Linked DNA regions of Homo sapiens: region 2 is linked to region 1. Evidence: chromatin loops called from intact Hi-C (ENCODE). Cell type or tissue: Caco-2. All regions are shown on one strand. Each heading gives the region's core, and the rest is flanking DNA. Links, peaks and the distances in the headings are about the cores only.

What was found. Peaks named below come from ENCODE experiments on the same cell type or tissue, not always from the same donor. Only the 100,000 strongest peaks of a DNase experiment are listed, where the experiment ranks them.
Region 2: a loop joins it to region 1, with 2.3 times the contacts of the local background. A loop is called at or near these places in 7 of 110 quality-filtered maps.

What each region holds. Positions count from the first base shown.
Region 1 is chr10:384,057-395,021 of GRCh38, reverse strand. DIP2C (disco interacting protein 2 homolog C) reads left to right here. Exons shown (of 37, transcript NM_014974.3): 11 at 4,159-4,282; 12 at 4,649-4,758; 13 at 4,929-5,031; 14 at 7,213-7,277; 15 at 10,383-10,476; 16 at 10,876-10,965. Among named protein-coding and RNA genes, the nearest start is that of DIP2C-AS2, 240 kb to the left of the region's middle. In Caco-2, for the core only: no CTCF peak of the experiment used is centred there; a DNase peak (open chromatin) is centred at 6,602.
Region 2 is chr10:325,660-336,624 of GRCh38, reverse strand. DIP2C (disco interacting protein 2 homolog C) reads left to right here. Exons shown (of 37, transcript NM_014974.3): 30 at 7,024-7,192; 31 at 9,449-9,619. LOC124902362 (a long non-coding RNA gene) reads left to right here. Exons shown (of 2, transcript XR_007062030.1): 2 at 773-1,600. Among named protein-coding and RNA genes, the nearest start is that of ZMYND11, 200 kb to the right of the region's middle. In Caco-2, for the core only: no CTCF peak of the experiment used is centred there; a DNase peak (open chromatin) is centred at 7,084; H3K4me3 peaks cover 369 bases.

The DNA.
Region 1 (10,965 bases), core at 1,862-9,861:
GCCTGGCTTATTTCCGGCAGCCTAATGTCCTGGTTCAGCATACGGCAGGCTTCCCTCCTCACTGACGGCTGAATAGTGCCCACTGTGTGGCACAGTGTCCTTCCTGTTCAGCATACGGTCACCTTCCCTCCTGTCTGAAGGCTGAATAGCGCCCACTGTGTGAGGTAATGTCCTTCGGTTCAGCACAGAGCAGGCTTCCCTCCTCCCTGAAGGCTGAATAGCGCCCACTGTGTGGCCTAGCGTCCTTCCTGTTCAGCATGTGGCAGGCTTCCCTCCTCCCTGAAGGCTGAATAGCGCCCACTGTGTGGCCTAGCGTCCTTCCGGTTCAGCATGTGGCAGGCTTCCCTCCTCCCTGAAGGCTGAATAGCGCCCACTGTGTGGCATAATGTCCTTCCTGTTCAGCATACGGTCACCTTCCCTCCTGTCTGAAGGCTGAATAGCGCCCACTATGTGACGTAATGTCCTTTGGTTCAGCACAGAGCAGGCTTCCCTCCTCCCTGAAGGCTGAATAGCGCCCACTGTGTGGCATAATGTCCTTCCGGTTCAGCACACGGCAGACTTCCCTCCTCGCTGAAGGCTGAATAGCACCCACTGTGTGATGTAATGTCCTCCTGGTTCAGCACACGGCAGGGTTCCCTCCTCGCTGAAGGCTGAATAGCACCCACTGTGTGCCATAATGTCCTTCCAGTTCAGCACAGAGCAGGCTTCCCTCCTCCCTGAAGGCTGAATAGCGCCCACTGTGTGACGTAATGTCCTTCCGGTTCAGCACAGGCCCGGCTTCCCTCCTCGCTGAAGGCTGAATAGCGCCCAGTGTGCCGGCTCTGCCTGCTCTGCATCCATTCGTGGGTCTTTGGGCACTGTGGTTGATTTGTCTTCTTGACCCTTGTGGATAACACTCCAGTGAATGTAGGGATGCCGATAATCTGGATTCCTGATCAATTTCAGTTCCTTTGGCCCAATACCCAGTAGCAAGATTGCTGGATCATATGGTAGTTCTATATTTAGGTTTTTGAGAAATCTCCATACCATTTTCCATAATGGCTGTGCTAATTTGCATTCCCACCAATAGCGTGCAAGGGTTTTCTTTTCTCTGCATCCTCATCAACGGGTATTTTTCCTCTTTTTGATAAACACGTTGTAACCAGTGCAAGAAATGTGAGGTGATGTCTCCTTGTGGGTTGTTTTTTTTTTTTTTCCTTTTCCTTTTTCTTTTTCTTTTTTTTTCTTTTTTTTTTTTTTTTTTGAGACGGAGTCTCGCTCTGTCACCCAGGCTGGAGTGCAGTGACGCAATCTCTGCTCACTGCAACCTCCGCTTCCCGGGTTCAAGCTATTCTCCTGCCTCAGCCTCCTGAGTAGCTGGGATTACAGGCGCGTACCATGGCACCTGGCTAATCTTTATATTTTTAGTAGAGATTGGGGTTTAGCCATGCTGGCCAGGCTGGTCTTGAACTCCTGACCTCCACTGATCTGCCTGCCGTGGCCACCCAAAGTGCTGGGATTACAGGCCTGAGCCATCGCGCCTGGCTTCCCTGTGGTTTTAATTTGCGTTTCCCTGATGATTAGTGATGTGGAGCACCTTTTCATGGACCTGTTGGCCATTTGGGTGCCATCCTTTCAGAAGTGTGCCTTTAGAAAGTAGCAGCTTATTGGTCTTAGAGAACTTTTCTTATTTTTAACTGAAAGAATCTGTTGGCTATGGTGCAAGTCAAAGTGAGGTCAGATGAGCATATTCGTGTAGTTAAGTATGTGAATCCTAATATTGCTTCCATCTGCCAGTCCTACAGCCGCTAGAAGTGTCTTCGAATAAAGACCCTGATGAGAACCTAGTTTTCTGAATGCATCCTGGGAGGATTCTTTTTATTCACTTTCCTGAGATGTAGCACCTGTTTCCCGGAGTTGGCCTCAGATCCAGCCAGACTGAGGCCGACGCCACCTTTCCAAGGACAGAGGACTGAGGCCTGTGAGTCAGGAAAGCCACTAGTCCAGGTGCAGCCGGGTCCCGTCCTTGGGTCACCGGCAGAGGTCGTGAGGCCCACTGAGGACCCGCAGCCCTTTGCTTCAGGTGCTGTGTGCAGGGTCCATCTGTCTGGTCCCTTTCTTTGTTGAGTGTGTGTGCGCGCCTGTGTGTGGGCACGTGTGTGTGAGTGTTGAGTGTCTGTGTATTGTGTGGGGACGTGTGTGTGCGTGGGCGTGTGTGTGTGTGTGCGCTGAGTGTGCGCATCCGCGTGTGTGCATGGGCGCGTGTGAGAGTGTTAAGTGTGTGTGTGTGTATGTGAGTGTGTGCGCGTGTGTACCTGGGCGCGTGTGTACCTGGGCACGTATGTGTGTTGAAGACTCCACTGGGCTGCCTCCCACATGGGTGTGTAGGGTGAGACATGGTTAAGTGCTGTTCTGAGCACACTGGCCAGGGCTGGGCAGAGCTGTGCTGAGGGCTGGCGTCTGACGGGGCCGCGGGGGGCACTCTACACGTGCGGAGGAGCAGCAGGCCCAGCCTCACCTTGGCTGAATAGCAGCCGCATCCTCCCAGGCCTGCTGCTCCTGTGGTTTTCAGTCTCTTCCTTATTTTTTGGGATCTTCTTATGTGTATGATTTTATCATTTGGGGGATTAAATCACGGGCGGACACTACCAGGGCAGGGTTTAGCGAAAGGTTGGCTCCTGGCCTGAGGTCAGCATTCCACCCACAGCCATGAGCGACTGGCCTCAGCCGTTCCTCCGTCTTGTGACAGTCACGCGTGTTCTCCTGCCTCGGCCCGGCACTTCCTGGCTCAGCAGAGCCGCCTTCCTGCTGCAGAAGCTGATGTCGCCCCACCTCTGCCCCTCACCTGTGTCCCTTCAAGAGTCGGGACGTTTGCTAATGTGATGTTCAGATTCACATTAAAGTGACTGATTAGGGCTTTACTTGAGCAAGCAGCATCTGTGTGAAAAGCACCACAAGATGTCCCCGAAGTGGGTTCCATCTGTCCGCAGAGCTCCCGGCGGCCAGATCTTGGGGAGCTGCCCTGCATGTGCTGGTTGGCTCATTTGGCTGTTGCTCCATGAAAATTCCACAGAGAGGCGTTTTCACTGTAGATTTAAATCTACAATAAGAAAAGTACTAAACACTTAAGAGACTACAGCTTTGAAATTTTAAATCTGCCTAATTTACCCAGGTGAAAACACCACTCTTCAGCTCATGTTTTCCTGTTATCAGGGAACAGGTGGGAAGATCCACAGCCAGGCCTCTGATTACTGACAGCAACCAGGCCTTGTAGGGTCCATAATTGAGGGGTTCATGCTGAGCCATCTGGGGAGCGAAGACGGTGACTTGCTCACTACAATGTGGCATTTTTAGGTCCTGGAACCCTGGCTGTTTTGGAGCTTTCAGTTTATTTTATGAATCAAATAATGGAAAACCCACACAGCTGGCACAGCTGGTGGGCGTAGAGAGAGTGATGCGAGTGCCTTGGCTGCTCGCCCACCTGCCTTTGGGCAGCTGGACAGGAGTGACGACTGGCGTAGGTCTGTTCAGGTCTGACCTTCCCAAACCGGAGCTGGCAGCCTGGAGCCACCTGTATCTGGTGTCTCCAGTGGGGCTGCACAGCAGTGGCCTGTTTCAGCAAGCTTCAGTTAGTTCGTTGAGACTGGGCTGCTCAGGGTGAGGAGAAAGTGACCCAGGTCTTCCTTCCTCTGGCCGAGGTGCCCTGCCTGGCACCCATGACAGGTGTGCCTTTCGTGCCTTTGGTCTTTGAGTGTTTTAAAGATCAGGCACTTGGTGTTAGCATGTTAGTAGAAGTGTTTTTTCAGGCCCTGTCTATTCTCTACAGTAATTGCATTGTATAATCATAGTCTTATGGAATTGGAGAGAGCTATAACAGCAGGCTCTTAACGCGACCCGCTGAACGCCAGCCTGCACTGAGCACTTTCCACACCCTCTTCTAATTTATCCCTCAACAAACCTGGGAGACAGCTGTTCTTTCTATACCTGTTTTACACGTGAGGACACTGAGGCCATGCAGTCTCACCTGTTCAGGGTCCCACAGATACCAAGCAGCAGGGCTGGGGGTTGGATCCTGGTTCTGCAGACTCGAGGGTCTGTGTGAACGCTGGAGGGAGGGCCGAAGGCTGGGCGGAGTGGGGCAGGTCGTGGATTCTCAACTCCTCTCTGTTGCCCTCTCAGGACGCAGGGAGCCAGCAGATAGGTTTCTTGCTTGGAAGCTGTGGAGTTACTGTAGCCTTGACTAGTGACGCCTGCCATAAAGGACTTCCAAAAAGCCCAACGGGAGAGATCCCACAGTTTAAAGGTAAGCCACCGAGCCTCCGAGAGCTCGCATGCCCACGTCCTTTGTCAGAAGACGGGTGCGGGAATACGTCACCCCGCCTCGGTTTCAATCCTCTGTGGAATGAAACGTCAGTCACAGACCCACGAGTTTTCACGCGTTCTCGTCCCTGATGACACAGCCGAGTTGCCAGCCCGTGGGGTGACGTGAGGTAACGCATGGTGGCGGCTTGGGTGCTCTTCTGTTGATGTCTTAGATCTCGTGAAGTCCGGAGACACCAGAGATTCGATCTAGTTGACGTGTTTGAAAGGGTACCACATAAATGGGGAGAAATTCTACAGACCGACTTTCAGAGTAACATTTAAAAGGAACTTGTTGTTTATTTCCAAGGTTGGCCAAAGCTGCTGTGGTTTGTCACAGAGTCTAAACATCTCTCCAAACCGCCCCGAGACTGGTTCCCACACATTAAAGATGCCAATAACGACACTGCGTATATTGAGGTGAGTCAGCCTTGGCCTCCTCCACTGGCCCTGAGTGTGGCCTTGGCACTAACGTGTGTTTCTGACGGTTACACGAGTGCCAAAATTCAGGGACTTGGAGAACCTCAAGTAACCAGAAAAACTGCCGTGACCTGTCAGCCCCACTTCCCTCACGCTTTGTCTCGTTTCAGTACAAGACGTGTAAGGATGGCAGTGTGCTGGGTGTGACGGTGACGAGGACTGCGCTGCTGACACACTGCCAGGCCCTGACGCAGGCGTGTGGCTACACGGAAGGTGGGGTGCCAGACCCTGACTCCTTGGGACCCTGGTTCTAACCGGGACACCTGACACGAAGGCCACATCACTCCCACGAGGAGCCATAGAAATAGCGTGAAGTTTGTGCCCAGCTCCGCTGACATGAACTTATTGTTGAGTTAGGATATCAGCTCAGCCTACCATAGCAAATACTACAGACTGGGCGGCTTCAACAGCAGACATTTATGTCCGCACAGCGCGGAGGTCTGAGGTCAGCGTGTCCTTGGGCAGTTCCCAGTGGGGGTCTCTTCCAGGTTTCTCGTAGGAGGTGTGAGAAGATGTGCAGTTAGGAACCCATCCCTACCACCCCACTGAATGCAAAGGACCTCCTGAAAGGTGCGCTCTCCACACAGCCACGCCGGGGCCTGGGCTTCAGCATGTGGATCTGGGGAGACGCTGTTAACGCCGTGGAGCTTCATCCCTGGGTGCACATGAGCATATCTTTAGTTGTAAAGAAAACGCCTGTGTGTCCACCCACCCTCCCAATTGAGTCAGAGTCTCTGCATTGGTGCTCGTGATGTGTTTTCCTTCCCCCGGGTGGGCTGGTATGGGAGGCAAAGAGGGGAAGTGAGTGGAGGGAACTTGAGTGGAGGGAACTGTGGCAACCACACTGAAATGGCACAGAGAGGGGAGGGTGCGACCCCGGGGACCCCAGAGACTCCCCCCATTGGTGGCCTGAGTCCTGCTGATATCCCCTGAAACCTCCTGAGATGTTCTGAGACGTTGTGATGTACCCTGAGGCCCTTTGAGACCCCTTGAGAACCCCCATGCCCCTGAGATCCCTTGGGATGCCCTGAGGCCCTTTGAGACCCCAGAGAACCCCCATGCCCCTGAGATCCCTTGGGATGCCCCAAGGCCCCTTGAGACCTCAGAGAACCCCCAGAGAACCCCCATGCCCCTGAGATCCCTTGGGATGGCCCGAGGCCCCTTGAGACCCCAGAGAACCCCCAGAGAATCCCCGTGGCCCTGAGATCCCTTGGGATGCCCCGAGGCCCCTTGAGACTCCAGAGAACCCCCCCATGTCCCTGAGATCCCTTAGGATGCCCCAAGGCCCCTTGAGACCCCCTCCGGAGACCCCCTGAGGCTCCCTGACATCCCCTTGACCAGGCTCCTGACAGGGCACCGCTGCGGCGTGCACCCCTGCCTGGCGTCTCTTTCTGGAACTTCACGAAGCCGTGGTGGCATCTGCCGCTCCGCTGTGGAATGAAACACTTTTCTTTTTCTACTATTTTTATTATCTGCCCATCCTCATAATCTCCCTTTTAAAAACAGCGTGTGTGTCTCGTGGGTATTCTGATGTTTGGCCATGGAGTTTTCACACCTGGGGACGCACTGCCCCCTGCGCCTCCAAGGTCCAGGGTGGTCACGCTTGTGGAGGTTGGGGAGGGAATGATACGTTCGCTCTTTACTTCACTACTTTCAAAAGGAACTTAGGTTGTTTACTTTTGGCCATTTATTGTGAAAGCCTCCTGTCTATTATCCTCCACACTTTAGCCTTTGGAAGGGGAGGTGAGACTGAGTCACCTGCAGGCAGCTGCTGACCTTGGCTGGCCAGGTGACTTCGGGAGAAAGCTAGGTCTGTTCAGGGCCAGCATGCTCTGTGATGGTAAACCTCATCAAGCACGAGCTTTTAGCACCTTTTTAGAGCCCTCCCCCATAGTCATTGAATAGATTGTCCTCCCCGTCTTCCAAATTGCAGTGCCTCCTTTTTTTATTGCAGCTCCAACCTTGGAGACTTGCAGTAGAGCTGTGTAGGCCCCTGTGTTGCCAAAAATCCACTTCCTCCTCTGTGCGCAGAGGGCATGCCAGCTGCAAAGCTTCCTTTCCTGGGAGACTCATGAGGAAGTGAAAAGAAATCTTTTAAAGAAAAAGGCAGAGAGGGGGAAATATATAAAAGGAGAAGGAACGCTGCGTTTTAAGGTGCAGTGTGGAGAGCTAACGCTGCTCACTCATGTGTCAGGATATCTGTCGAGAAACTCCAGGGTGGCCGGCACTCAAACCGGCCTACTTGGAGTCTACAGAATTTCCACCAAGATACGGCAAAATGATATTTTCCCAAGATCTGTTATTTCCCCTGATGCAATATTGGATTTTGTTTGCATTTTGATCTGTTGCCGCCCTGTCCTAAGTAAAAATCTCCTGACTCCCTCTGTTGTGCAGCTGAAACCATTGTGAATGTGCTGGATTTCAAGAAGGACGTCGGGCTCTGGCATGGCATCCTGACAGTAAGTGAGGTCCCCCCGGCCGTGTCTGTCCACAAAGGAGTCCCCCACCCTGCCCTGCCTGTCCACACAGGAGTCCCCCTCCCCATACTGTCTGTCCACACAGGAGTCCCCTCCCCACACTGTCTGTCCACACAGGAGTCTCCCTCCCACCCTGCCTGTCCACACAGGAGTCGCCCCCCACCCCGCCCTGCCTGTCCACACAGGAGTCCCCTCCCCTCACTGTCTGTCCACACAGGAGTCGCCCCCCCGCCGCCCGCACTGCCTGTCCACACAGGAGTCCCCTCCCCTCACTGTCTGTCCACACAGGAGTGTGCTGGGTGTAGGAATACAAATGCCTAGATTTGCCTACGTTTCACTTGTGCAAGCTGCTTCCTGCCACACTGTGAAGCAGAAAATCGTCACTGTTAGAAGACCGAGGTTGTCCACTAACGTGGTTCACAACTGCACCACAAAGCCAGTTGTGTCAGCAGCCACTGGTGTGAGGGTCTTGGACACGTGGATTGAGGTTACAGCTGCCGAAAACAGCCTTCCAGGGCTCACGTGGAGATCATTATCTTTCTTCCCGCACTTTTGGCATTCAGTATCTTAGAATAACGTCAAAGGTTGGTTCGTGTGTGGGCTACTGTCCCGTACATCTGGTTAGCTGGATGTTTCTGTTTGTTGAGTCGGTGGGGCCTGCTATTGTGTTACTCTGCGGGGGAAAGTAGTTTCCAGATTTGCCCTTGAGGATGGCAGTCTGTGTGTGTTGTAGGGAAACGACTGTCTCACAGTCACGAGTGCCCTGGATGACGTGCCGGGCTTGGGCACTTTTCGTGGGGAAGTAGCCTTGTTATTTGTTTAAGGTGGGCCTGGCCCTTAAAAGCTACGTGGAGCATGACTGCTTAGACGCTCCCCCCATCTGTTTCATATGTGGTAATTTTCACTCATTTTTCTTTTGAATAATTTCTTACGCTGAAGCTTCTTACCTTTTGGAGGTAGAAAATTCTAGGAGTTGTCACATGAGTGATGGGCATATGAATACAGGAATTCCTGTATTCGCCGTTTCTTGGCGAACCAGAATTCATGTGAAGAGGAGCCGGCAAGCATTTCCTAGACCAAATATCTGTGGCTGCAGAGCAGCCCGGCTGGCTTCTTTCCGTGTTACACACAGGTCGTCTCTCAAGTCTGGATGCTGTTGGGGGATAAGATGGAGCAGCGTGTTCCCAGCACCACTGTGTGCTGGTGCAGTGGGGAGCCCCTGCTTTGGGATTGAAGGACCTGGGATAAGATGGAGCAGCTTGTTCCCAGCACCGTTATGTGCTGGTGCAGTGGGAGCCCCTGCTTTGGGATTGGAGGACCTGGGCTTGTGTCTCAGCCTTTCCTTTCTTAGCTTTGTGACTCAGGCATGTCAGACGTGCGTCCAAGTCCCTTCTCAAATCCAAACCTCAGTTTTTCTGTCTGTGAATGGAACGACGATCCTATTTGACGTGGCCGGTGTGAGAATTCTGTGGCCTAAAGTTGAAGCACTCACTCCACCTACACGTTTGACGCATGTGATTCAATGATCAGGTCCCAAAGAACAGACAGCTACATCACTGGTGCCGTTAGTCACTCTCGTCATTAGAACACCCAACTTTCCGGCTGTGACGTTGTCCACACAGCCCTGCTTTCGAGGCCTCGTCGCGGGGCCGCCTCTCTGAGGAGCTCCCGCTGGTGGTGCCAGCCTGCCTGCTCCGTGCTCCGGGGTACAGCTGGCAGCCCTGGCAGGTGCGAGTCTCTCCACTGTCACATCTAAAGCGAGGTCTCTGAGCAGGCAGCAGCATCTTTTGAGACACCCTTACCTCCCCCAGCAGAGTGGCGGGGAGTCGGCAGAGCTCTGGGGAGTGAAGGCACATGCTTTTTTGCTTTCATCTGGAGCTTCCCAAATCGAGCCAGTGGCAGAGGGGTCTCTGCCCTCTCGTCTGCCCCCACCCCGTAGCCTACAAGACTGCAAGAATCCTAGCCCGCCACACAGCCTGCCAGGTGGTGCCTGGTCTGACTGCTGCGGTGTGAGGCAGGTGTGTTGCTGCCGCCCCTGTAGGTGTGAGTCCCAGCCTCTGTGTGCAGCAGCGTGCAGGTACTAGCCAGTGTTTCCCAGTTTATTTTTGTCAGAAGTAGTAATCTGCCGCAGCAAGGCCCGGCCAGAGCCAGAATCCGAGCTTCCCCTAGCCCTGCGATTCAGAGCAGTGTGCGGTTCTCAAGATGGGTTCTGTGAAATAAAAGTTAGCATAACACACCGGGAAGAATTAGGCTTTGAGGATACGAAAGGCTGTTGAAAATGACGATCTGTTTCACCAAAGGTTTCGTCTTAAAAAGATTTGGACTTAAATTACTTAATTCTGTCAGGAGTAGTTTAGGGAAAGCAGTGGAGTTCGAGGGAGACCTTGGGAAGTCGCTTTTCATGGACATGTTTTAAAGGATTACACCCAGACCCTACCGTGTCACATTCATGCAGACCAGCCATCCCTGCCATTCCCACACTGAGGAGCCTCCAGGGTCCTGTGCGACCGCTCCTCCTCCAGGCCTGTGCAGCCCGGTGTCCGTGGTGCTCCCTGAGAGCTGCTGATCCTCGGGTCCCGTGCAGCCTGGCGTCCACGGTGCTCCATGAGAGCTGCTTCTCCTCCCAGCCCGTGCAGCCTGGTGTCCGTGGCGCTCCCTGAGAGCTGCTTCTCCTCAGGGCCCGTGCAGCCTGGTGTCCGTGGCACTCTCTGAGACCTGCTGCTCTTCCGGGCCCTTGCAGCCTGGTGTCTGTGGTGCTCCTTGAGAACTGCTGCTCCTCCTGGCCCGTGCAGCCTGGTGTCCGCGGCGCTCCCTGAGAGCTGCTTCTCCTCCTCCTTCCCTGGGGGCCTGTGCAGTCTGGTGTCCATGGCACTCACTGAGAGCTGCTCCTCCACTATGCCCCTCTGTATTTGCCATCCCTGCCAGCCCCACCCTGAGGAGCCTCCAGGGGCCTGTGTGCATGGTGTCTGCAGCGCTCCCTGAGAGCTCCCCCCTGCCCGTGCGGCCTAGTGTCCATGCCACTGGGTGAGAGCTGCTCCTCTGCGTGCCCCTCCATGCTCACCCTGCGTGTTCCTTTGTTGATTGCAGAGCGTCATGAACATGATGCATGTGATCAGCATCCCGTACTCGCTGATGAAGGTGAACCCTCTCTCCTGGATCCAGAAGGTCTGCCAGTACAAAGGTGGGTCTCGCCGGGCGCAGTGGCTCACACCTGTAATCCCAGCGCTTTAGGAGGCCAAAGCAGGTGGATCACCTGAGGTCAGGAGTTCCAGACCACCCGGGCCAATATGGAGAAACCCCGTTTCTACTAATAATACAAAAATTAGCCAGGCCTGATGGCGCATGCCTATAATCCCAGCTACTCGGGAGGTTGAGGCAGGAGAAATCTTGAACCCAGGAGAAGGAGGTTGCGGTGAGCCAAGATCACAAAAAAAAAAAAAAAAAAAAAAAAAAAAGGTTTGTGGGGGCTGGGTGACCAGTGATTCTTCACCCTTCCCCACTACTCACAATGATCTCTCTTTTGCAATAGGGGACGATCTGACGGTGGCACATGTTAACTTATTTCTATTTTTCTTTTTAGCAAAAGTGGCGTGTGTGAAATCGAGGGATATGCATTGGGCATTAGTAGCACACAGAGATCAGAGAGACATCAACCTCTCCTCTCTGCGAA
Region 2 (10,965 bases), core at 2,756-10,755, 59 kb after region 1:
TAAAATAACAAAGTACAGTAAATTCATAAACCAGTAACAGTTGTTTGTCATCATGGTTAAAGTATTAAGTTGTGTACATAATTGTATATGCTCATCAAAAACCTAATCCACCGTGCCCAAGTAGGCTTCATCTCTAAGATGCTAGGTATCATATGCAAATAAAAAAATGTGATTCATCGTGTAAACAGAACTGAAGACATGATTGTATGTGCTGTGCTTTTATATGACTGGCAGCACAGGTTTGTTTAGACCAGTTACCACCACCAACACAAGTAACGTGGTGTGCTTCAGCATCTCTAGGCAGTAGAAATTTTTCAGCTTCGTTACAGGCTCATGAGACCACCATTGTACACGGACCCATCCTTGACCAAAGCATCGCTATCCTGGGACCTCAGGGATGCTGATTTTTAAATTTTTTTTTAGAGATGGCGTCTTGCCATGTTGCCCAGGCTGGTTTTGAACTCCTGGGCTCAAGCTATCCTCCCACCTCAGCCTCCCAAAGTGTTGGAATTATAGGCATGAACCACCACACCTAGCCTACAAAAACATTTTTTTTTTAGTTAGCCGGGTGTAGTGGTGTGCGCCTGTGGTCCCAACTACTTGGGAGGCTGAGGTGGAGGATCACTTGAGCCTGGGTGGTTGAGGTTGCAGTAAGCTGAGATCACGCCACTGCACTCAAGCCTGGGTGACAGAGCGAGACCCTGTCTCAAGAATAAAGATTGCAACAGGTTGTAACACTTTGAGTAAAATAGGAAATTTTCCAACTATTCAGATACACAGATGAACAAATGGAAAGCTTGATGAGAAGTGAGGATTTCTATAGTAGCCATCCACGAAATAGTTAAAGGAAAGAGAGTCTTCATGGTGGAAAAGCCTGAACCAGCTGGTCCAGGCAAACCTCAGTGATGGTGAAGCCTGTAGCACACAGCGGGTGGGATGAAGAGAGCCGCATCCGCGATACTCCTGCCGAAGATGCCTGTCCTGGATCTCCCCATGTGGAAGCACCAGCCCCCAAGTTAGGGGACTGATTGGACAATGCACCTGCCTAGAATCTTCCCAAAGCCTGGTGTCGTGAGAGTCACGGAAACATCCAGAAACTCGCTCTGGGCAGCGGGAAGCTGAGAGCCGACCACTTTCTTGCAGTGTGCCTGTGCAAACTGGGTAATTGGGGATGGCTAGAGAAACTTGAACAGGGTCTGAGCTGGGACAGGAGGAATGCGTTGGTTTTCTGATTTTGATGGCTTAGGTGTTTATGGAGGAAAATAGACTTGTTTGTTGGAAATCCCCCCTGAAGTGTCTGGGATTACGCATCAGGTCAGTGATTCACCATTAGATAATCCAAGGAGAGAGAATTATTTTAAACGTACTTGTACATTTTCTATAACTTTGTGATTGTTTGAAAGTTAAGTAACACAAATAATTTGTGTCCTCATCCTAAAGCTTTCTTCTGTCATAGAGGATTGTTTATCTGAGACATATGAGTATAATGGTATTGTTTCAAAATATTTTTTAAGATTACACCTGTTTTTAAAAATTGTGTCAGATAGCCTGTATTCATGTATTGGAAGATTCAATATTATTAAAATGGTAGTTCTCCCCACATTGCTTTATAGGTTCAATGTAATTCCTACCAAAATCTTGGCAGGCTATTTTTTGGGGGTTTTTTGGGGCAGAAATTGATAATATCCTGAAGTAAATATAAAGGACCCACAATAGTGAAAGCAGTTTTAAAATAGGTTAACAAAATTGGAGAATTCAGAACTTCTCATTCCTGATTTCAAAAATATTGCAAAGCTGCAATAACCAGAACAATGTACTGGCATTGAGATAGAGTGATTATATATATGAGAAACAGAATTGAGAGTCCAGAAATAAACCCTTATATTTATGGTCAAATAATTTTTTAATAGAGTTACCCGAGCAATTCAATGAAGAAAAGTTTTTCCAACAACAGATGCTGGGAAATTCGGACATTCACATGAAAAGGAAAAAAGATTAAACCTTGACTCAACGTCATATACCTAAGTTAGTTCAAGTGGATCATAGATCTTAATGTAAGAGCAAAAATTATAAAAATTTTAGAAAACACAGGAGTAAATTTTCATAATCTTGGTTAGGCACAGAGTTCATCAAAGGTATACTACATAAATACTGATAAACTGGACTGGAACAAAATTTAAAACTTTTGTATATCAAAAGACAGAATTAAGTAGAAAGACAAGCCACAGTCTGGGAAAAAATATTTGCAAATTATAAATCTCATGAAGCACTTCTAAGCACCTATGTAATAAATTTTTTCTTTTTTTTTTTTTTTTTTTTTGAGACAGTCTTGCTCTGTCACCCGGGCTGGAGTGCAGTAGCTTGATCTCAGCTTACTGCCACCTCTGCCTCCAAGGTTCAAGTGATTCTCCTGCCTCAGCCTCCCAAGTAGCTGGAAGTACAGGCATGCACCACCACACCTGGCTATTTTTTTTGTATTTTTAGTAGAGACAGTGTTTTGCCATGTTGGCCAGGCTGGTCTTGAACTCCTTACCTCAAGTAATCTGCCCGCTTCAGCCTCCCAAAGTGCTGGGATTACAGGCGTGAGCCACTGCACCCAGCCTATGTAATAAACACTCAAAACTCAGAAACAAGCAACATAAACACGGGCAAGAGATCTGAATAGATATCTCACCAGAAGAAGACATACAAATGGCCAATAAGGACGTGAAAAGATACCTAGCGTTAATTAGGGAAATGCAAATTAAAACCACAGTGAGATACCACTTCACACCCACTAGAATGCTGTCACCGAAAACACAGGAAATAAAGTTGGAGAGCTCGTGTTTTCTGACTTCAAAACTTACACTGCAAAGCAACAGTAACCAAGAAGGTGGAAAAACGAATTCTCATACATTGATAGTGGGAATGTAAAATGGGGAAGCCACTGTTTGGCATGATCTTAATTAAGCAGACTTGCTGCATTGACTCAGCAGCTGCACTCCTAGGAGAAAGGAAAGCGAACATCCACTCAGAGACTTGGTGTAAGTTCCCTGGAACCTCGGTCAACACAAGGAAACAATCCAGGTATCCGCTAGCAGGTGACTGAACAGGTGACGCCTGCCACGTCCACATGGTGGGTGCTTCTGCACAGGATGAGCTCAGAAGCACCTGCTGAGGGAGGGAAGTGTGGCTGTGTGGTAGGCAGTGTCCAGAAAAGGCAAATTTGTAAACAAAGTAGAATGATGACTGGGGCTAGGGCTGGAAATGGGACTGACTGCAGATGGACACGGGATCCCTTTCAGGTGATGGGAATGTTCTAGAGTAGTGACCATTTTACAACTCTTCAATTTTATTAAAAGCCATTCTGTGCTTAAAATGAGTGAAACTTAGGGTATGCAAAGTATACCTAAATAAAGCCGACGGGTGTTTTAAAAAGAATAGGCCGGGTGCGGTGGCTCATGCAGGTAATCCCAGCACTTTGGGAGGCTGAGGTGGGTGGATCACTTGAGGTCAGGAGTTTGAGACCAGCCTGGCCAACATGATGAAACCTCGTCTCTGCTAAAAATACAAAAATTAGCCTGGCGTGGTGGCACACGCCTGTCATCCCAGCTACTCAGGAGCATGAGGCAGGAGAATCACTTGAACCCAGGAGGCAGAGGTTGCATTGAGCCAAGAATGCACCACTGCACTCCAACCTGGGCGACGGAGTGAGACTCTGTCTCAACAATAAAAAATAATAAAGTGCTTCATTGCAGTAACTCAAGTGTGTAGGGAGACCCTGGGCTGGATGGCATGCCTGCTGGCAGACAGGGTATGACCCAGGACCCCCAGGTGAGATGAACCTGTCTTGTTGAATTCCCAAGTTAGGAGAGTTTTCAGTTGTTGGTATATTTTGTCAGGTTAGTAATCTGAAATCATCAAATTGCTAATGTGCGAATGTGTATTACTTACCAAAATGTCTATTTTTATTCTTTTTGAAGTTAAGATCTGAAGAACAGCTCAGGTTCCCAACATTCTCAGAGAATAATGTCTTGAGAATAAGCAACCTGCTCTTAAGTAGGTTTGTCTTGTCCATAGCAGAATTTATTGCCAGTGCCAAAAATCAATTTTGGCTAATACAGCAATTAATCAAAATTTGCTGTATTGAGTGAGGTAAGGGCAATTAGGAAATCATGAGTTGGGTTTTCTATTTGTTTCTGCTGTCAAGATTTGTGTTTTCTTAATGTTGATTTCTTATTTATGGTGATGAGGAGGGAGGTGAAACTATATTTAGTTTTCACAAGTATATTTGAAATTCTCTGGCCAGGAATTCACACTGGGTTCCCAAGCCCGTTGTGTGCTGACAATTCTGACAGAGCAAATCATTAATGCTGATGTGTATTTTTGAGGAAGCCACTTCCAGGGACACTTAGAAATGGTTAAAATGACTTTGGGTGTCCGAGGCAGGAGGATTGCTTGAACCTAGGCGTTCAAGACCAGCTTGGGCAACATAGTGAGACCCCATCTCCACAAAAAAAGTTTTAAGTTAGCCAGTCATGGTGGTATGTGCCTCTAGTCTCTAGTCCCAGTCATGGTGGTACGTGCCTCTAGTCCCAGATACTTGGGAAGTGGGAGGATCACTTGAGCCCATGAGGTCAGGGCTACAGTGAGCTGTGATCACACCACTGCACTCTAGCCTGGGTGACAAAGTAAGACTCTGTCTCAGAAAAAAAGAAAAGAAGTGGTTAATATGGTAAATGTTATGTTACATATGTTTTACCACAGTAAAATTTTTAAAACTAAGATGAAATGGCCAGTTTACAGCAGAGTAAAAATTCGAGGCCTGATATTCACCCCTTATGTGCCTAACCCTGTTCTCAAAGTATTAAACCCTTGGAAAGGTCACTATTTGCTAGAAAGTCGTCCCTCGGTGTCCACGGAGGAGATAGGTTCCGGGACCACTGCAGAAAGCAAAGAGCGAGGATGCTCAAGTCCCTGATATAAAATGGCATCATACGAGCACATCACCTATGCACTTCCTCTCTCATGTTTTAAATAATTTCTGGATTACTTGTAATACCTAACACAATGTAAATGCTGTGTGAATAGTTGTACTATGTTGTTTAGTCACTAATGATAAGAAAATCTACAAGTTAGGTATAGATGCAGATTTTTTCATGAATATCTTTGATTCATGGTTGAAGCCAGGGGTGAGGAACCCACAGACACAGAGGGCTATGTGTCCTTTTGAAAAGAATAAATCAAGCTTTGGAATAAGAATGAGGAAAGAAATGGAAAATTGCCCAAAAACGCCTTTGTCACATTTGCCGAAGAGTAGTTTTTCATACTAAGGGTCCCGTTTGAAATAAATTTTGTTAGCCAACCTAACTTCCTTACATTTCTTTAGTTGGATTCTCTTATAAACAATTATGAAAATTTTTAGATGAGATTGGCTACATTAAAGAACTGGCTTTAGTATTATAGCATAGTAGTTAACAAGGCCTAACTCGTTAATCATAGTGCTGTTTCACTGATAAAATTTTGCGTAGGCCTCTTATGGCAGCTCATGCCTATAATCCTAGCACTTTGGGAGGCTAAGATAGGAGGAGTACTTGAAGCCAGGAGTTTGAGACCAGCCTGGGCAACAATACGAAACCGTATCTACAAAAAAAAAAAAAAAAAAAATTAGCCAGGCATAGTGTTGTGCATCTGTAGTCCCAGCTACTCAGGGACTGAGGTGGGAGGATGGCCTCAGCTTGAAAGGCAGAGGTTATAATGAACCCAGATCACACCACTGCACTCCAGTCTGGGTGACAGAGTGAGACCCTGTCTCAAAAAAAAAAAAAAAAAATTGTGTAGGTTGGGCATGGTGGCTCATGCCTGTAATCCCAACACTTTGGGAGGCCAGGCACATCTTACATGGCCACAGCAGGAACAAGAGAGGATTGCTTGAGCCCCGAAGTTCAAGATGAGCCTAGGCAACATAGACCCTACCACTGAAAAAAAAAAAAAACAAGCATGGTGGTGCACACCTGTGGTCCTACTGACTCAGGAGAGGCAGGAGAATTGCTGGAGCCCAGGAGTTTGAGGTGACAGGTAGCTATGATTACACCACCCTACTCTAGCCTGGGCAACAGAACGTTCCCGTTAATTAAATTGTAAATCTTAGAACGTGATTTATCTAGGATATTTTATTTTAATGTATGGTATCTATTGTGAATTCATAGTAGTAAACAAAATTAAAACCATTAAAAATGTAGTTTTGACAAGTTGTTAAATCCACACTTACCCCATCAATTGATAAAATATGTAATCTATCACTTTTTCATTTCTCTAAATCTGTTCTCTAGTATGAAGGTAAAATTAAAGAATCGTTATTTTTCTCTATTTCTTCTGTTTGGTAATTCGTTGGGATCCTTTTTAGTAAAAATCTGATCTTAAAAAGATTGAGTGACTAACTTTAATTACCATAATTGTCTTTTTTTCACCCTGGCTGTCAGTTTTCTAAACCAGGTATAGGCCTGCTCTTTATTAAATTGCTGTTTGGTAAATATTTTAGGTTCTGTGGTCTCTGACCACTCAGCTCAAAGCCACTGGAGACAATATTTAAACAAATGAGTGGTGGTGGCCCTGTTCCAATAAAACTTTATTTACAAAAACAGGAAGTGTCTGTGGTTTGCCAGCTCCTGTTCTGAAGCTGGACTTTTTTTTTTTAAACCGAAATTTGATCCCTGTGTTTTCTACTAAGAAAGAGGATCCAGTTTGCTGATGTCGCAGGTCTGAGAGACATCACAGCATCACAGCGTTTAGTAGTCTTAAATGTGTGTTCAAAGTGGTAGGAACTGCCCCATGATTCTGTAGTACGTATTTGCTTTTCAGAAGGCTTTCGTGAACATGGTTGCAGTTTGCAGCGTTGGCTTTACTGTGCCCTTCTACAGATGGCAGCACGGGCTGTTCCAAGTCCTCCTTTTCCTTGGAGTCAGTGCTGCCCTGAGCCCTCCAGCCTTGCTGAGCTCCAGCCTTGCTGAGCTCCCGCCCTGACAGCCTCTTCTTTCTCTGCAGTGTGTATTCTGGGCACCAGTCCATCCTGATCCCGCCCTCTGAGCTGGAAACCAACCCCGCCTTGTGGCTTCTTGCCGTGAGTCAGTACAAAGTCCGAGACACGTTTTGCTCCTACTCCGTGATGGAGCTGTGCACCAAGGGGCTGGGCTCGCAAACAGAGTCCCTCAAGGTAAGCAGCTCCCTTGGCAGCTCAGTGCCCTGTGAGCCCACAGGGACTCCTTTCTAAGAAGGCACATCTGTGATGGGGTGAAGTTAAAACAGTCCTCCAAAACAAAGCCTGGGTTTAATCTAACGTCACCTGAAGCTTACAAACTGCCTTTATATGAAAATCTTTTTAACGTGAATATTTCCCCACGACCACAGACAGTAACGAACCAGAATGTAAAATATTTTCAATGCCTGTCATTCCACTGGGTCTACTTGAAAGATCCTAAATTTGATTTTTTGTTGGGTGGATTCAGTGTTCTGAAGTGTTCAGTGTTCAGAAGATCTTAGGTGATGTTAACTTTATTTGATACTGGTGTTTAAGAAGGTAGGTTTGAATTTAGCCGCTCACTTTTATTTTCCCTGGAGACCCTGATTTCTGGGTCTGGACCCTAAGCTCAATTCATTTTACAGTTCAGTTAACAGTGTTGTGTTTCATTTTTTAATAATTGCTATTATGTAAGAATAATAGTATTTCCCTCCATTTAAACCAAGGACATTTTGATACGTATATCTTCATGGTAAATTAAGTAGTCCTTAGCTCCAAGTAACTAGGAGGGAATAATCATCTGACCAGTTTTGATAAAATTTCAACTGACTTTGTACTCTTTGGATGTGTGTATGTCTTTGTATATACATGGATTGTGTTTGTGTTTCTGTCATCTACACAGAGATCAATAACGGAACAGTACATTTATCTGTCCTGCATTGTTTTCCTAATGCATAAAGCTTGGACAGGAAAGCAAAATGCAAGATAACTTTATGTAACATAAGTAATTGTGCAATCATTTTAAGTTTTTATATAGGAAAAAGTTAGCACTATTCATGTTCATCTATATTGTATTAGAAAGTGAGTACATTTTCATGACCTTCCTGTTGGCACATATATAAATAACCAGAATAAAATCATGACATAGTTGAGGGTCAGTATGCAATTTACGTATTCATTTCATCCTTACAATAGCTCTCTGAAATAGGAGCCCTTATTGTCTCCATTTTAAAGCTGAGGAAACTTATGTCATAGAGAAATTAAGCAACCTTTCCAGGTTCTTAGGCTGAACGAACCTGGAGCCAAATTTAGAATCTTTGGCTTCAGACCTGCTGTTGCAGCTGCATGCTGCTTTACCTCTCAGACGTGCGCGCGTGTGAATATGTAATTTGTGTCACCCAGACTTGAGTTTTTCCTGTTTAACTCTGTGTGTACAGTCGTGTCTGTACACTGAGCACGAATGTCAAAGCCAGCTCGAGCTGTGCGTCCTCCTTGCTCAGGACCCTTGTCGGTTGTCCGTGTGCCGAGGCTGCCTTGAAAGGGTTCGCAGGGCCTGACGGTTGGGGTTTTGGTGGCCGCCCCCTTAGCAGCTCTGGGTTCCACTCCAAGACGCAGACATTCACGGCTCGCCTTCACATTCACAAGCCATTCCTGTCGCTCCCTTACTTTCCCTCTGCTCGGCCCAGGTAGTGCCACAGAGTGAGCTGAGCTTAACTCCTTGAATTCCTGTATGACTTTTTCTGTTGTGCTCGGCTGACTGAATTTGGTGTGGAAACTGAGATGTTGTTAATCTTTTGCTTACTGTGGAAACAGACACGCTTGAGAATGAGAAGAAATTCTTGGCGTAATGGGACATAAATGGAGCACTGTCTATGAAGTCATCCAAAAATTTTAGTTTTATATTCCTATATATTAAAATGTAGGTTTTCAGGCTGGGTGTGGTGGTACATGTCTGCAGTCCCAGCTACTTGGGAGACCACAAGGTGGGAGGGTCACTTGAGCCGAGGAGTTCAACTCCAGCCTGGGCAGCATAGCAAGATCCCATCTCTTTTACATGTAGATTTTTCCCGTTCCTCTCCAGTGTGTGTTCTGGTACATCCATGCCCAGAAGAATGTATCAGATGGCTCTCTTTTCCCGAACGGCCTTTCATCGTCTCAGCCAGGAAGTTGCTTTTCCTCAACCTTTTTCCTCATAACAGTTCTTGCTGTGGCTCCAGGTGGTTGTTTGAGACGTGTTTGTAATTCCATTCTTAATCATTTGAATAGTTGTGTGAATGTTTTTTCACCAACTCCTGGTTTGTTATATTGAAGAAGTGGACACAGGTGGCCCTGGAAATGCATAGCTGTGTTGAGTTTTCCAATGTTTACGTGGGGATCTGTGGGAAGGAGTCTCTGGCTCACTCCAAGCTCGACACGTGGGGGCTGACTCGGTTTCTCTGTCATCATCTCCAGGCGCGAGGGCTGGACTTGTCCCGAGTGAGGACCTGCGTGGTTGTGGCGGAAGAGAGGCCTCGGATCGCACTCACACAGTCGTTCTCAAAGCTGTTTAAGGACCTGGGCCTTCACCCGCGGGCCGTCAGCACCTCGTTCGGTTGCAGGGTGAACCTGGCGATTTGCTTGCAGGTGAGATTCGGCGACATCACAGTGCTGAGTGGGAAGTGTGGCTCCCGGGGTGGGTACAGCACAGACTGGCTCCACTCGTCTCCCTCGGCTGATGCTTAGCTACATCCAGAAGAGATCTTTCAGTCACACGCATGCGGTTGGTGCAGATCTCTGTTTCTTTAAACTACAGTCTACGTTCGTATCCATTATTCATAACAAGCATTCATAGGACTTACTCTGTCCTGGAACATTTTAACTTTTGTGACAGGGGTAGCAGTTTGTCCAGACCTCTGCTGTTCGACTTTTTAAAGATTAGATACTAGACAGATGAAGAAACCAGTCCCTCGAAGTACTTAGTCCCACGCGTGTAGACGATCGCTGTAGGAAGAACTTAATGACATTGAGCAGGTTCTGGGATTTGCTGCTGCAATGGCATTTTAGAAACCGCAAAGCCGCACTTCTGGGAAACAGGCGTAAGTGAAGCAGCTCTAGCAAGACAGCCTTGCATTAACAGTGGCTGACAAGCTGCAGGCAGAGCTGCGGATTTCCTTCCTGGAAGAATAAGGGCTTCCCTCTCAGCAGGTGCTGGTGAGGCAAACGGTTGGTGTGCATCCCTCCACCTCCCTCTCCCCACCCCCTATCCTACTTGTGATCCCAGAGTGATTGCTTAAGGTTGCTGCTGGGTGAGCCTCCGAAGGCTCCCTCTGCCCTTTTCACGCCTGTCTAGGTGCTTGGAGTTAGCCACTAGGTCAGAGGAGGGAACCTCCTCTCTTCCCGAGATCACTTCAGAAAAAGTAGCTGCAAAAAGCTTTTCTTGATTTTTCTTTTACTTTTTTGAGACAGGGTATCACTCTGTCACCCAGGCTGGAGTGCAGTGGCGTCATGGCTCACTGCAGCCTCAACCCCCTGCCCCCCGCTCCCAGGCTCAAGCAACCCTCCCACCTCAGCCTCCCACGTGGCTGGGACTACAGGTGCACACCACCACGCCTGGCTAATTTTTAAATTTTTTGTGGAGACGGGGTTTCACCATGTCGCCCAGGCTGGTCTTGAACTCCTCAGCTTAACAATCTGTCTGCCCTGGCCTCCCAAAGTGCTGGGATTACAGACGTGAGCCACTGCACCCGGCCTTTTTTTTAATTTTCATAAACGTGGTGTTCCTTGCTTCTGTCTTGCTTCTCTTTTAATTATTATAATAGCTCCATCTTTAAGAAATTATAAATTACCAAATTTCTCTCAAGAGTCAGTTAAACCTTGTCCTATGATTAAAATAATACCCTTTTCTAAGAGGTCATCTGAAGAATTAGATTTATCTCACCAAACTAGTTCTTAAAATATTGAAGTTTTCTCTGCCTATTCACCTTTTTCTG